Linked DNA regions of Homo sapiens: region 1 is linked to region 2. Evidence: chromatin contacts called from ENCODE Hi-C or POLR2A ChIA-PET data. All regions are on one chromosome and are shown on one strand. The core of a region is the stretch at or near the end of the contact, and the rest is flanking DNA. Distances in the headings are between cores, read along the strand shown.

Evidence for each region. Hi-C counts contacts between places; a loop is a spot of excess contacts on that map. ChIA-PET counts read pairs that join two places held with the same protein, here RNA polymerase II (POLR2A). Pooled maps may share reads with other maps.
Region 1: a map of IMR-90 shows a loop between it and region 2 (3-fold over the local background). The contact joins two enhancer-like sites. A Hi-C loop is called at or near these places in 6 of 168 maps with a recorded cell type or tissue (Calu3, IMR-90, ascending aorta and 3 more) and 8 of 50 pooled maps. POLR2A ChIA-PET finds 5 or more read pairs at or near these places in 2 of 52 experiments (PC-9 and naive thymus-derived CD8-positive, alpha-beta T cell).

Annotation. Positions count from the first base shown.
Region 1 is chr1:91,927,364-91,932,344 of GRCh38, reverse strand. No RefSeq gene overlaps it. Among named protein-coding and RNA genes, the nearest start is that of BRDT, 20 kb to the left of the region's middle. Within about 2 kb of position 2,909, at least 2 of the 41 ENCODE cell types and tissues checked have a DNase peak (open chromatin) inside an H3K27ac peak, as active enhancers do.
Region 2 is chr1:91,843,382-91,847,945 of GRCh38, reverse strand. All of the region lies in intron 2 of TGFBR3 (transforming growth factor beta receptor 3), which reads left to right. Among named protein-coding and RNA genes, the nearest start is that of TGFBR3, 40 kb to the left of the region's middle. Within about 2 kb of position 2,630, at least 21 of the 41 ENCODE cell types and tissues checked have a DNase peak (open chromatin) inside an H3K27ac peak, as active enhancers do.

The DNA of each region.
Region 1 (4,981 bases), core at 1,660-4,159, 84 kb before region 2:
AACTCCTACTCACTAACACTTTAAGCATTTTTATTTTGTAGATAACATTCAAAAACAAAAAAAAAATTAAGTTTATTTAGAGAGACCTCTTCTGTTCACTTGGGAGTGAATTTAGCTACTGTGATACAAATTAACCAACATAATAGAGAAACCCATTTATGTTTGGACTTTGGTATATATTGGAATGCCATGTCAGGTAAGTGGAAAAAGGGGAGATTGGTCATTTAATACAGCTGAGAAAAATGGTTATCCATTTGGAAAAAAGATAAATTGAATTTCTACTCACACCATAAAATTAAAAAAAAAATCAACTCCAGATGGATTAAAAACTTAAATGTCAAAAACAATAATTTAAGAAAACTTTTAATAGAAAACATAGGTGACTTGGTTGGGAAAAAGTGTCTTAAGACAGTAAAAATGTTATGTATAAAAAGAAGATGTAGATAAATTTGACTGCTAAAATCAAGGCCGGGCATGTTGGCTCCCACCTGTAATCCTAGTAGTTTGGGAGGCTGAGGTGGGAGGATTGCTTGAGGCCAAGAATTCAAGGCTAGCCTGGGCAACATAGTGAGAACCCCCATCTCTCCAAAAAAAATTTTTTTTTTGAGATGGAGTTTTGCTCTCATTGCCCAGGCTGGAGTACAATGGCAAAATCTTGGCTCACTGTAACCTCCACCTCCTGGGTTCAAGTGATTCTCCTGCCTCAGCCTCCTGAGTAGCTGAAATTACAGCCACCCACCACCACACCCAGCTAATTTTTTTTGTATTTTTAGTACTTTTTTTTGTATTTTTGTATTTTTGTATTTTTAGTATTTTTAGTAAAGATGGTGTTTCACCATGTTGGCTAGGCTGGTCTTGAGCTCCTGACCTCAGATGATCCCACCCACCTCGGCCTCCCAAAGTGCTGGGATTACAGACATGAGTGCCCAGCTAAAACATTTTTTTTTTAAAACCTGGATGTAGTGGCACACGCCTGTAGTCCCAGCTACTTGGGAGGCTGAGGCATGAGGACTGCTTGAACCCTGGAGTTCAAGGTTGTAGTGAGCTGTTACTGAGCCAGCCTGGGTGACAGACAGAATGAGAATCTGTTTCAAAAAACAAAACAAGGCCTGGCACCGTGGCTCACACCTATAGGCTGAGGCAGGTGGATCACCTGAGGTCAGGAGTTCGAGACTGGCCTGGCCAACATGGTGAAACCCCTGTCTCTACTAATAATACAAAAAAATTAGCTGGGCGTGGTGGCGCATGCCTGTAATCTCAGCTACTTGGGAGGCTGAGGCAGGAGAATCGCTTGAACCTGGGAGGCGGAGGTTGCAGTGAGCTAAGATTGTGCCACTGCACTCCAGCCTGGGCAACAAGAGTGAAACTCCGTCTCAAAAAACAAACAAACAAATAAAACAAAACAAAATAACAAAACAAAATTAAGAATTTCTGTTTGTCAATAGACATCTTTCTAAATGCAATGTATTATCATCCTGTGTTGGATCCTGGAACAGAAAAAAGACCATGTTTTCCCCCTGCCTCAGTGATAATAACAGGGTAGGCCAACTTCTCTCTTGGTCCATAGGAAAAGGGGGTATTCCTTTCTCTGTCTGTTCTCTGTAGTAATCTTTTTTTTTCCATAAAATCTTTCAGAAAAGATCTAGTAATTTTAGTAATACTTGAAGATTGACGGGAAACATACATTAACAATTTCTTTGTAGAACAAAAGTGATAGAAAACCTCAATTATCTGACATAAAAAAGGTGACACATCTTCATATCCCCAAATAGTTGCATCTTTTATTAGCCAGTACTATCCATGTAGGAGTCATATCTGACAAAAAAGTATAACTTTTAAAGACTAAAAACCAAGTCCAAAGCATATCAGTTTACACGCTCCTCCCCCACCACCACCAAATAAAAGACAAATGATTGTACCATCATTATTAGGAAAGATGGAATGATACCTTTCCATCACCCCACTCCCCTGTGCATGATTTCTCACTGGATGACTCTTCCTGTGCCCCTCCCCATCTCAGAATAGTCTGAATTCTGTCTGCTCTCTACGTGCCTCTTGCTCAGGTTTACAGGGTCAGGATTTCTTACCCTTGCCAAGCATTGGGCCCACTTAATTTGTCCTCAAGATACTGGTCAGTTACTCTCCTGTGGCCTAGCTACTTCTTTCCATCTTGCTGACCACCTAATTCCTAGATCTGCATCCTGCTTCTAGCCCATCATGATGATCTGTGTTCTCTTCATGGTCCCATGAGGCTCACTTCCAACCCTGCTTTGCAATTTTGAGAATTCCATAGGTCCACTGTCATTTTCCTGGTGGTGATGTGCAAAAGCAATGGACTAAAAACCCAAGGATCAGCCAGGTGCAGTGGCTCACGCCTGCAATCCCAACACTTTGGGAGGCTGAGGTGGGTGGATCACCTGAGGTCAGGAGTTGGAGACCAGCCTGGCCAACATGGTGAAACCCAGTCTCTACTAAAAATACAAAAAAGTATCTGGGCGTGGTGGCAGGCACCTGTAATTCCAGCTACTCGGGAGGCTGAGACCAGAGAATTGCTTGAACTGGGAGACAGAGGTTGCAGTGAGCCGAGACCACGCCGTTGCACTCCAGCCTGGGAAACAAGAGGGAAACTCCATCTCAGAAAACACAAAACAAAACAAAACAAAACAAAAACTCAGCGGTCTTTGTTCTAGGACCAGCTCTGTCACTAACCAGTGAAATCTTGATTGATCTGATTTTCCTCTTTTGTGAAACAGGAAACCTGGATTCAATCATCTCCAATTTTTCTTCCCCTTTAAAATTCTCTGAGTCTCTAATCCCAAGTATGGCCTCTTGACTCCTGGTCTTTCTTGGCTTTTGGCCCAGACCAAGATCACTGTTCCTGGACCCCAGCCCTGCCCTGTTTTCCCTGCCTCCATTCCTGCCTGACCCTGCATTCTTCTGCAGCCCGGCATTAGCATAGCTCCTCCTGCCAAATGCCACTGCCTTGTCTCCAGCTCTCCTTCAGAATTTGTACGTTTCCTTATGATATTATTTTATATGCATATGTTTTATCTCCTCAGTTGAATTATAGGTGACTTTAAAGCAGGAGCCCTGTCTTGTAACCTGCCTTTTCAGGTTACCTGCATATAGTGGACATTCAGGAAGTATTTATTTCTTCATTGAAGAGTGTCTTGAGAATTTATGTACTATTGTGAAAGCTTTCTTTTTTTCAGAGACAATCCTAAGTAAAAATAGCTTTGGTTTGCCTGATATAACTTGTTTCTCTCTCTCTCTCTCTCTCTTTTTTTTTTCATTTCTTTTCTTGGTTGTTTGTTTTGTTTTTGAGACAGTGTTGCCCAAGCTGGAGTGCAGTGGCGTGATCACAGCTCACTGCTGCCTCCATCTCCTGGGCTCAAGCGATCCTTCTGCCTCAGCCTCTCGAGTAGCTGGGACTACAGGTGTGTACCACCACACTCGGCTAATTTTTTTTATTTTTAATAGAGATGAGTCCTTACTATGTTGCACAGGCTGGTCTCATACTCCTGGGCTTAAGCAAACCTCCCGCCGTGGCCTCCCAAAGTGTTGGGATTATAGGCGTGAGCCACCATGTCCAGCCTGATGTAACTTGTTTCAGTGTAAAGATGCCATGCATTCTTTCTCTATAACCCTGAGTTCTCTTAAAAGAGCTGTTTTTATAAATATTTTGAACAATTTTATATTCTTATGGTAACCATTTCTCACCAGGCATTCTATTAAACTTGTCTCTCAGGTTATTTGGTATTATCTTTTGTTTGTGAGAGAGTTACCCAGGATTATAGGTCACTCCACTACTTAAAATCACACTGTGACTCCCATCTCACCTAGAAATCCCAATGCCAAGTCTGAAGTCCTAACCATGGCTACACCAAGCTGGCATCCCCACCACCTCTCTGACCTCGTCCCCTAAAACCCGCCTACTCACTCTGCTCCACTGGCTTCCTTGCTGCTTCCTTGCTGTTTTTCAATCACATCAAATATTTCCCAGCATCAGGAATTTGCCCCTTCTGTTTCCCCAGCCTGAAATACTCTCCCTGCACCCAGGCCTTCCCTGACAGCCCTGTCTGAAGTGGAGCACACATGGCCTTGCCAGTCACACTCGATTCCCCCTGCTCAACTCCATTTCTCTTCATTAAATTCATCATCAACTAACATATTTTGTATTTATCTGTTTATTGTTTATCTTCCCCACTATAATGTAAGCTCCATTGAAAGCAGGAACTTGTGCTGGCTTCTCTGCTGTATCCCCAGCAGAGTAGCTCCCAATAACTACTCTCATGTGCAATGAATATATGCTTGAAAAAAACCAGACCTGACTTGAAAAAATGTGGTGTTAGGCAGGTCATAAATTTTAGTTCAAGTAAATTTAAATTATCTAATTATGTTTCCGGTGCTGTGTTTTCCTACTGCATTAAAGATATAAAGTTAATAGATTCAGTAAATATTGAAATTAATTGGATAAATTGGGTGCCAGATGTGGTGGCTCATGCCTGTAATCTCAGCATTTTGAGAGGCCGTGGCGGGAGGATTGCTTGAGGCCAGGAACTTGAGACCAGCCTGACTAACATAGCAAGACCCTGTCTCTACAAAAAAAATTTTTTAATTAGCCAAGCGTGGTGGCATGGCACCTGTGGTCCCAGTTACCTGGGAGGCTGAGGTGGGAGGACCGCTTGAGCCCAGGAGATTGAGGCTTCAATAAGCTATGATCATACCACTGCACTCCAACCTGGGCAACAGAATGAGATTCTGCCTTGGTTCGACGTTTCCAAAAATATGAACAAGGTTCCTTTCACTTATTTTACCTTAATACCAGAAGCATAAATATTAAAAATGATTTCTTCTTTTAGCCACGAGGTGGCAGAATATGCACACATACTTTGTCAATGGCAGCGTTATTCTGTATCACCTTTTGGAAGCAGTAATACTACTGCTTTATATTTGAAGAGTACATTATAGCAGACAAAAT
Region 2 (4,564 bases), core at 1,381-3,880:
TTCTTCCCGCCCCCACCATTTCTTCCTTTTATGTGCCTCTTTTGCCTTGTCTCATTTCTTGCCTTGTGACTTAGTAGACCAAGGTAGGAGATTCGTGTTGGGTCACTGAGGGCGGGGTCATTGGTCCCGGAACCTGTGGCCAAGGGACTCTTCGGTAATGAGAGGTGATATGGGCTGAGTGGATAAAAGGGGGACTTTAGGTGGGTTAGCGAGGGTGGCTCTGGAGTTAGGGACTAAAAGTTAAAAGTTGGGTATACCTCATTTCTGCTAGCAGGGCTCTAATTTTCTAGCTCAGGTTTCCCCATTGACTTCCTACTTTATTCTTTTTTTTTTTTTTTTTTTGAGATGGAGTTTTGCTCTTGTTGCCCAGGCTGGAGTGCAATGGCGTGATCTCGGCTCACTGCAACCTCCGCCTACTGGGTTCAAGCGATTCTCCTGCCTCAGCCTCCCGAGTAGCTGGGATTACAGGCATGCACTACCACGCCTGGCTAATTTTGTATTTTTAGTAGGAATGGGGTTTCTCCATGTTGCTCAGGCTGGTCTCGAACTCCCAACCTCAGGTGATCTGCCTGCCTCATCCTCCCAAAGTGCTGGGATTACAGGCATGAGCCACCGCGCCCGGCCCTACTTTATTCTTATAATCACACTCCAGTCTAGAGCTTTTAAAAAATTAACATTTTTTAGAAGGGAAAAATTTCTGTAAGTTGTAATTGATGTTTATTAAGCACCCTGACACCACATTTATTATAAGTGGGGATAAGACTGAGAATATTTAAGCTCTGTGCCTGAAAAGTTGTGTTTTAAACTAACTTTTATTTGTTTACACTGCCATTGAGTAGTTTATAAGGTTTTCTGATTTGCTTTCTCTGGCCTCATCACTGTTTTTGGAGAGGCAGCGTACAACCTATGTACAGCTCTGGAGCTCGCCGCAAGACTCAGGTGGTGGTCATTCTGCTTTTGAAATTGAACCAGAAAAGTCCTGAGGAATGTAACAATATTTTTTCTTTTTGCCCCCCTGCTAGCTTTTTTCTAGCCCTCCCAAAAATGTGTTTATGTTGCTGTCCATGCATGTGGAGCAGTCTGGAATTCTGTGTGACATTAGATAGTGAAAAAAATAGATTTCCCACGTGACTGAGGTTATAGGAGTGAGAAATCTTGGATTATGCAAGGACTCTTTGATTGGAAGAAGGACATTTTGAGATGAGATTTATTTTAAGATATAGTAAAAAAAAACCTAGTATACAACTTTTTGTTTTTTTCTAAACTAACCCTTTTCGGGGGTGACAGGATGGGGTGTGGACTAGAAGCAATACCAAACTTTTAAGTATCAAATCTTCACTCAGAAGAAAAAAAATGTCTTCAGGGTGAAAGAATAGCTCAAATGCGAAAAGCCTGATAGTTATATAATTTGAGAGTAGGGTCTGGCATATTATAGAGGACTCCGAGAGCCTGATCCAAGCAGCCTGCCATTTTCATCACCCCAGGATTATCTGTAAGGACAACTTTACTGTCTGTCACCTGCCAGGTCTCAGCCTGGCCCTTGTGAGTGCCAGGAAGTTTGTGTCCTCTGTTTTGCCAAGCTTAATTAGCTCTAGAAATACCCTATCAAAGGCTGTCTGGCAGTGTTCCATTAATGGTATGGGGTGAATTCAAAAGCACTAATTAATTGTTAGATTATTTGCAAAGCCCATGCTGAAAAACCTAATGCCTGCAGGAGAAAGTTGGCAGAGAGACGGTACAGAGATTAGCTTGGACCTTACCCGGCTCAATTGCGTTTTGGAATTGGGCCAAGAGGGGAGTTGCTTTTCTTTTTGGAGAAGTGCTTGTGGCTATATTGTTTTCTAAACTGCCAGTGTACTGCTCTAGGCTCTCCGTGAGGGAGCTCATATGGACACTTGCAGACCTAGAGAGCCCAGAGACCATCTTCAAGAGGTTTTGTTTATTTTTGTTTTGTGAGAGAAACACAATTGTTTAACTTTCATTAACTAAATAAATTCTTCGCAAGGGCCTCTTCTTAAATAGAGGAAAAGGAACTCTAGTTTGTAGTGTAACAATTCAGGTTTTAAGTGTTAAATGTTCAAAGGAGCCAGGATCAGGGCTTTAAATAGTTTTTTCTTCTTAAAATAAAACAAGTCAGGTTCCTCATGTCCTCTGTTTAGGTGGCCCAGGTCAGCAAAAAGTGAATTTTCCAACTGCTACTGCAGTTGGAAGATGCTGTTTAAAAAAATCTTCATTTGAAATCAAGTGCATGCCAATTTAAGGTCAGGGTATACTACATGCAGGAAAGGAAGAAACAGGTAAACAGGTTTGCATTATTTTGCTACATTTGACATATAGAATGATAACACCTATAATTAACTCAGCTTGACAAATTGTAGACAAATAATAGAAGTCCCTGTCCCTTATAGATGAGAGAGATTTGAGGCTTTTGGAGCCAAGTGCCAGTTTCTGTTGACTCTGAAGGCAACGGAGACAGCTGAAGATCAAAGTATAGAAGGATATTTCAGACTTATCTAAAAGCCAATTGAGTGTTATATAAGGGAGCTGTGTGTAGCTCTGTTTGAAAACATCCATCCAGTAATCTTCCAGTTCCTGAGCCTGGCCCTGCCTCCTGTTGACAGGCCTCAGCGTCTTTTTCTTGTCCTTTTGGGCTTGAGCAACATGTGAGTAAGTACTTATGTACAAATCCCAGACCAAATCTTACTTTATTAACATGATTCAGAAGAAAAGAATTCTAATGAAAAATTTCAGAGGACTGTGCCGAAACATTTCGTGATGTTGTCAGATCTCCCTGAACTCAGGAAAGGCCCCCAAAAATCTATTATTTCTGTTTATTACTCAACTTGGAAAAAGCTTACAAGAATGCCTCAGGAGAGTATGCACTGGTTGAGGAATTTATTCCTGGGTGTACAGCATCCCCTACGTTTACTCTGTGTGAGGCGGGCTATCCTGAAACCCTGGGCAACCTGCCTGCTCCTCAGCCAGCAGGTCTAGAGTAGCAGCTTAGTATTTTTAACCCTTTCTGTCATATGACTCCCAGCCAACTTTTTGAGTTGATAGAAACACAGATCTGAGAGCTATGAGGAATTATGAAAGCCTTTGTACTGACAAAAGACTATGATTTTTCTTTGCTGCTTTATTATGGTTAAAAGGTCTCATTATGCTTTTATTTTGGAGAGGTAATTCTGTATAACAAGACCTACTTGTATATCCCAGTTAGGTTGTGAGATATCATGAATAACATTACAACTGATAGTTAAATTGAAGACTTTAAATGATTTTCCTCAAAAAGATAAAACTAAATTCAAGGTTATTCTAAAATAAGTATGGTTATTTGCATTTAAAAATATTTCAAAGGGAGAAAGAGAAGTTAGGATTACAAGTGATAGAATGAAAAGTGCTCATAATTTGTTGCCTGTAGTATCTGTTTTGCTATTCATGAACATGGTACACCCATTCATTTGTTTAGGTTTTCCTTAATTTCTTTCAGCACTGCTTTTGTAGTTTTCACTAGTTTCTTTTGAAGACTCTAGTGTGTCCAAATGTGAACAAGATTCATCATGTCTGTCTTATTAGAATTATGTTTAAGAACCTCTGTTTTAGAGCTGTAATGCTATCCTCTTCAATCTACTCTTCATTAATAATGATGAAAACTGATACTCCCTCTGACTTTCCTGGAGAGTGAGCTCAGGGGTGTGTAACTAAGGCTATTGCTAAAGTGAGTTATCGGCCTGGCTGCCTTTGCTCTAAGTTGTAGGAACTCAAAGCTCAGTGTGTACTGTGAGATATGTTCTTTAAGGCTGAAGGCTAGTGTTGCTGAGCAAGAGATGTAGTAAAATGAATATCCTTGTTCCTTTGGACTAAATGTCAGAGTTAGAGGCAGTCTTGGAACCCAAAGATTGGATGTTGTGCCTTTCCATCAGGCCGTTGGGCTTTCCCAGCAGAGTTTCGCTGGAACAGAGTCACTCCAGTGAACTTTCATTTTGGACTTGTAACAAAAGGATTTTGTAGAGATTTTACCCTCTGAATGTGGGTAATACCTGAGGGCTTTATCAAGATGAAGAGTAACTTTGTTGGGTTGCTGCACCTTTATTTAGGGAAAGTAATTCTCCACCACAGTGTCAAGAGTGGTCTTGACAGAGACATATGAAAGGTCAGAGAGTCAGGATCGTGCACTAGTTGTGACCTTGGGTTTTGGATTCAGGCACACAGGTTCAGGTCCAGATCATAGGCTGTGTGACCACAGGCTCAGTGTCCTCATTTGTAAAATTGAAGTATCAGTAGTTCCTGTCTCAGTTGTGTTCTTGTGAGGATTATAAATGAGATAATGCATATAAACCAGAGGATCACGTTTATTATGAATGAAACTACTGGAAATAGTATTCTTTGAAAATGTTACCATAGTACTTACCTAGTTTGGACTGCTATAACAAAGTCACATATAAGTCACACATAGATTGTATGTCTTATAAACAACAGAAATGTATTTTTCTCACAGTGCTGGAGGCTGTAAGTCTGTGATCAAGATGCCAGCATGGTTAGGTTCTGGAAAGGGCCTTTTCCA